Linked DNA regions of Homo sapiens: region 2 is linked to region 1. The links are chromatin contacts, found by Hi-C or POLR2A ChIA-PET in ENCODE. All regions are on one chromosome and are shown on one strand. Each heading gives the region's core, a stretch centred on a gene start or an enhancer-like site at or near the end of the contact. The rest is flanking DNA. Distances are from core to core; before and after follow the strand shown.

Region 1 (2,700 bases), core at 43-2,542:
TTCAAGCCAGCAGATTCTCGCCTCAGGGCCTTGGTCCTGCTATTCCCTCTGCCTTTCCATACAGAAAGCTCCCAGGCTCTCTCTCTCCAGGAAGCTGCTCCCTGAATGAACACTGTAAATAACAACACCCTGCTTTCTCTCCCCTCCTCACCCAGTGGTGTTTTTAACTGTCCAGTATTTGTTTTTTTGTTGTTGTTTTTTGTTTGTTTTGTTTTTGTTTTTTGGAGATAGTCTCGCTGCGTCGCCCAGGCTGGAGTGCAGTGGCGCGATCTCGGCTCACTGTAACCTCCGCCTCCCGGGTTCAAGCGATTCTCCTGCCTCAGCCTCCTAAGTACCTGGGAATACAGACGCCCGCCACCACGCCCGGCTAATTGTTTTTTGTATTTTTAGTAGAGATGGGGTTTCACGGTGTTGGCCAGGCTGGTCTTGAACTCCTGACCTCGTGATCCGCCCACCTCGGCCTCCCAAAGTGCTGGGATTACAGGCGTGAGCCACCGCGCCTGGCCCAATTGTCCAGTATTATACATACCTGTAGGTTTATTAGTCAATTATTTGTCAACTGTTTGTGCTAGGAGCATGGACTGTTTCGCTCACTGCCCCATCCCTGACGTACAGGAGGCGCTTAAAAAGTAGTTCAGTTACACATTAAAAACAAAGAAACAAAAATACACACATATGGCATTTGTATGTGCCAGGCTCCGTTGTCAGAGCTTTGCAATGCACTGTCCCGTTCATCCTCAGAAGCCCGTGGCTGGTACCACTATATTATTACACACTTTTTTTTTTAATGTGTGAGGAAATCCAGGCACAGGGACGTGAAACAGCCCATAGATAGCAAATGGTGGAGCAGGACTTAAATCCAGGTTGCTGATTTAAATAGGAATATTCCCATTAATCTGGAACGTTCTGGCACTTGTCCCCCTGGATGCTGTGTCCCCCTGGATGCTAAAATGAAGCGATCTGCTCCAAGAAAGTAAGAATCGGTCTGCACAAAGTGGGATCCCGGCCTCTCGCAGAATTAAGCTTGAAGAGTTGAGGAAGTGGTCGTTGAAAGTGGGCGTGCGATTCCCGCAGTAAGAGCGCTCAGGCGGAGGAGAAAGGGCTGAGCCCCGCCTTGGAAGCTGCGGCGGAGGAAGAGGAACTGCGGGGCTTGGCTTCTGCTTTTCTCTGCGGCCCCTCCCGCTCGGGCCTCGCGCCTACTTGCGGCGCCCTGAGTCCGCCGGCCGCTCGGGGGCGCCCGAGGCGGAAGGGGGCGTTGCGGCACCGCCCGACGTCGCGTCCTCGGCGGCTGCGCAGTGCGCACGTCAAAGCCGGGCTCGGGCCGCAAGCGGGGCGAGGGGTTCGGGGAGCGGCGCGGCCTGGGAGACACAGAGCCTTCAGGCGCCGGGGCGGGGGCACAGGCGAAGACTAAGGCGGCGCCGGGCCCCACAGCAGCAGCCGCAGCCCAAGCGAGCGCAGCAGCGCGGCGGCAGCCGCGGGAGCCCCTGGGCAGCCGTCCGCCCGCGCAGCCGCCGCCGCCGCGGGAGCCCGTCGCCGGGAGCAGGAGCGGGCGGAAGACAACGGAGGGGCCGAGCGTCCGAGCCACTCCGCGGGGACCGAACGAGCAGCCCGAAGCGGCGGCGGCCGAGGACGGGGACAGCGACGACGCGGAGGCAGAGAAGGGAACGCCCGGCCCAGCCCCGTGAGTGACCCCCGGCCGGCCCTGCTCGTGGTGCGGACGCCTGCCCGGCTTCCGCCTGCCCCGCTGGGCCCTCACCGGCCCCGGGGCTGCCTCCATTTTCCTGGGTGGCGGCGGCCCCGGCCCAGCTTGTCCCCGGAGCCCCCGGGAGCAGCCGGGCCCAGCCTGCCCTCTCCGCCCGGCTCGGCTCCGGTCCCTCGCTGAGACGCTCCCTTTGCCTTCGCCGGCGTGGGGCGCCCGGGGGCCTGCAGTCCAGGCGCTCCTGCCTCTCCCCCCGTGGTTCTCTGGCGGGGCTGGCGGCGCGTGGTGGTCCGGGCCGGAGTCGGGCGGGCGGGGAAGTGCGGGCCGGGTCAACTGTCACCGGCTGCACCCGGGCTTCAGCGCCTCGCTCCCGCCCCTGGTAAACTTCCTGTTGTCGGGAGGCAGATACCAGCTTTGTGACCAATTCAGGAAAATGCCTAACTGATTTCTGGTTAGGAATTGGGCGGTCGGAGCGTTCTGGAGTTCAATGGAACCACCCCAAGCGCAGACTGCGTGCAGGCGCCGTAGTCGGCCCGCACCGGAGGGATTCAAAGGTGAAGCGGGCCCCGGTCCCCTCCCCCGAGGAGCTTAGGCTCTGGTGTGAGAGATAAGACGAGAACACAAATAACTGCGATACCGGGAAGGAGGTGATAAGTCCTGTGAAAGAACGACGGAGTGCTAGAACGGCACCCGGAAAAACCGAACCGATCACTTCTGCCTCGCAGAAACCTGGAAGGCTTCCTGGGCGGGGGATGCTGAGCAGAGTCTTGAAGGCCTGATGGGATTTAGGAGAGGAGGATTGCAGAAGAGGTGTGTGGAAGGGGTAGCAAAAGCGAGAAGACAAAGCCTAGAAATCATGGATAATTCCGTTTGTTGGCATGGTGCAGGGGGCGGGGGGTATTGGGCTAAAGAGGTATTTTGGGGCCAGATCCTTGAATGCTGTAGAGGAGCTATTTGAGCAGCATTCTAAGAGAAACTTAGAGCTCATTTCTCAGTGACTC
Region 2 (2,719 bases), core at 35-2,534, 340 kb after region 1:
TACTTGGGAGACTGAGCAGGAGAATCGCTTGAACCCAGGAGGCGGAGGTTGCAGTGAGCCGAGATCGCGCCATTGCCCTACAGCCTGGGTGGCAGAGGGACACTCCATCTCAAAAAAAAAAAAAAAGAAGTACCTCTGTAGAATGACACCCCAAGTAATCTGTTTACTTTGCATGCACATCTTCTCGAGCCCTGCCTTTCAATCTGAGCCACAGGCTCTTCAAAAATGTTCAATAATTATATTTAATATATTTTAAACAACCACAGTTTAAGAATTCTAATTTAAACAAAAAAAGTCACAGATACAACAAAATGTGTTATCAAGCACATTTAATTCACTGGCAACCACAAGACATTGATTGTGCCCCTAGGTTACGTAGAAGGCCGTAGAAATGAACTCGCCATCGCTGTGCGATTGAAGAGTTTAGCTTGATAGTGCAAGGCCGGTGGCTGAAAAAAATGCTACCGTTTGCCCTATTCCTTGTCAAGACTTTCTCAGTACTGACTCTTGAAATAAATTGACTTCTTGAAGCTAGCATAAGACTGCAAATGGCCATTGCAACTGCCATTTCAAATTTCTGAAGATGTATTAGAAACGAAGAACCCACTGCCGTCGGGGGAAAGAGGACCTGGGCAGATAGAAGGAAAGAATGGAAGACATTTTTTCTCCCTTGGAAAGGCTTTCGCCATATAACTACTGCACATTTTAATATATTGACAACACTGGACATTTTTCCAAAAGTAAGTAAAAACCTTCATTGTTCAACTTTATAATAAGCCAATGATTACTTGTGGATTCATTATGATAATAAAGCACTTCTATGGGGATTTTCTTTTTTTTATGATAGGTTTTGCTTTAGAAAACAATTGAAAGCCACTTTTCTGGGAAAAAAAACAAAAAACAAAAAAAAACGCTGTTTGCGGCAGCCCCAATTCCCTAAGCATTATCTGGTGGGAGATGTGTTGCAGCGAGACCTCCCACCAGTAGGTGGCACTGCGCGCAATGCTCGCACCTCCCCTCAACACCCTTTCTCTCAGCAATGGCGGGTGATGGTGGGGGTCCTCTCTTTGCAGGGCTGGCCATTCTAATGCCTGACCTCAGGTGCAGACCAGTGTTCCGTTGCGCGGGACTCCTGACCTCGAGGAGGTTTAGAGAAAACAATGGTGTTCTCTGTGTACCCTTCCGCGAGGGCTGGGGAGTATACCGCCGCGCAGAAGACGCAGGCCAGGGGAGAATTCGCGCCGGGCGGCAGGCGGGGTGGCGGGCAGCCCCTGGGCGGGCGGGGTCCTGGCGAGAAGCGAGCCGGCGGCCTGAGGAGGCGACTGACTGAGCAGCGCACCCGGGGAGCAAGGAGGCGCGGTGAACTGAGCGGCCCCTGAGCTGACAGATACACTGCGCAGCTGGAACGGCGAGCGAGCCGACGGGCGAGTGAGGGGCGCAGCCATGATCACCTCGGCCGGTGAGTGCGGCCCGTAGCCAGCGCCTGGAGGGAGGAGCCGCCGCCGCGCCGGCTTTTAGCTGAGTCAGGGCCGGTGACTGGGCGCCTCCCGGCGGAACGCCGGCCTGGGCAGCTTCTTGCTGCCCAGGGCCCACCCCCGGGCCGGGGGGCTGGGAGTCTGATCAGGTCACTGCGTGCTTCTCTGGCTTGAGGGAATCGAGCCGGGTCGACCGCCTCGGCATCCCTCCCCAATCACACCCCAGCGCCAGGACCCGAGGGGCTTCCTGGGCCTTCCCCTGACCCCAGAAGGGCTTACCTTTTTTCTGTGCCTCCCATTCTTGGCCGTGTGAGGTCGTCCAGCCCCAGTTCTTGCCCGCAGGGGGCCGGGGTGGGATGGGCCCCTGTGCCATTGAACAGTAAGGCAAACCCCCCTGATCGGGCAGCCTAACTGCTACAGAAGTGTTTCTGGACGTGGCCGAGCTCCATTCGCCTTAGAATGAAACCCGAAATTAGGTTTGAGGTGGGTCATTTCTGGGTCCGATCCAAGGGTGTTCATTCAAAACACCCAGAGAACTTTTGGGTTCGGCGAAGACCCTAAAGACGCCCTGGAGATACCTTTATACTGAGAGCCTACTTATACCCTTTCGAGGTTATGTGCTCAGTCTGTTGACTGTACATTCAAGAAAGAATGGATGGATCTGCGGAGCAGGTTTCATACGCGCAAACCATTGCATAGGTAGATTCACGTAGTGACATTTGCAATGGAGTAAGTTACAGAGATCAAGTTTCAATTGGAGACTTAAGCTCCCCGTTACAGATTGACTTGCATATAGCTGTCCAGAGCCTTGGTGCTTTTTTCCGTTGCCTATTTACATACCCTTTTCTCATTTTCTTACTCTGTGTTTGACCCACAAAGAAAGCATTTTATTGTAAACAAACTGGTGAGCAGAAGACAGTAATCTGAATGGTAAGGCGATCAAAACTTTATTTTTATGAGGATTGGTTAAGGAGATCGTTGGAGATACTGGGAGACGTAGTTACTTTCAAACATTTGAAGAGCTGTCACTTGTACCTGAAATAAGACTTTTTGTCCCCAAGAGATACAAGTGATCGCGAGATGAATTTTAGTTCAGTATCAGGAAGTTTTTCCAGTCAGAGCTTTGTAAAGATCAAATAAACACTCAGTTTCTTGCCACCTATAGGCCTCATTCTATTTCAAATCCATCCATTACCAATGTTTCTTCTAACTCGGCCCAAACCACCTTCATCTCTTGTCTGGGT

Evidence for each region. A loop is a pair of places that touch in the nucleus more often than their neighbours do. ChIA-PET counts read pairs that join two places held with the same protein, here RNA polymerase II (POLR2A). Pooled maps may share reads with other maps.
Region 2: a map of CD8-positive, alpha-beta T cell shows a loop between it and region 1 (9-fold over the local background). The contact joins the promoter of PSMD1 here to the promoter of CAB39 in region 1. A Hi-C loop is called at or near these places in 7 of 168 maps with a recorded cell type or tissue (B cell, CD4-positive, alpha-beta T cell, CD4-positive, alpha-beta memory T cell and 4 more), 1 of 37 single-sample maps with no recorded cell type and 24 of 50 pooled maps. POLR2A ChIA-PET finds 5 or more read pairs at or near these places in 1 of 52 experiments (HepG2).

The regions. Positions count from the first base shown.
Region 1 is chr2:230,711,550-230,714,249 of GRCh38, forward strand. CAB39 (calcium binding protein 39) reads left to right here and starts at 1,293. Exons shown (of 9, transcript NM_016289.4): 1 at 1,293-1,681. LOC124907996 (formin-like protein 16) reads right to left here and starts at 1,777. Exons shown (of 4, transcript XM_047446832.1): 1 at 530-1,777. The coding sequence starts at 1,777. The coding sequence ends at 1,019. RefSeq lists a silencer at 1,065-2,004.
Region 2 is chr2:231,055,583-231,058,301 of GRCh38, forward strand. PSMD1 (proteasome 26S subunit, non-ATPase 1) reads left to right here and starts at 1,285. Exons shown (of 25, transcript NM_002807.4): 1 at 1,285-1,459. The coding sequence starts at 1,444. LOC112268432 (a long non-coding RNA gene) reads right to left here and starts at 2,164. Exons shown (of 2, transcript XR_002959456.2): 1 at 1,755-2,164. RefSeq lists a silencer at 1,186-1,375.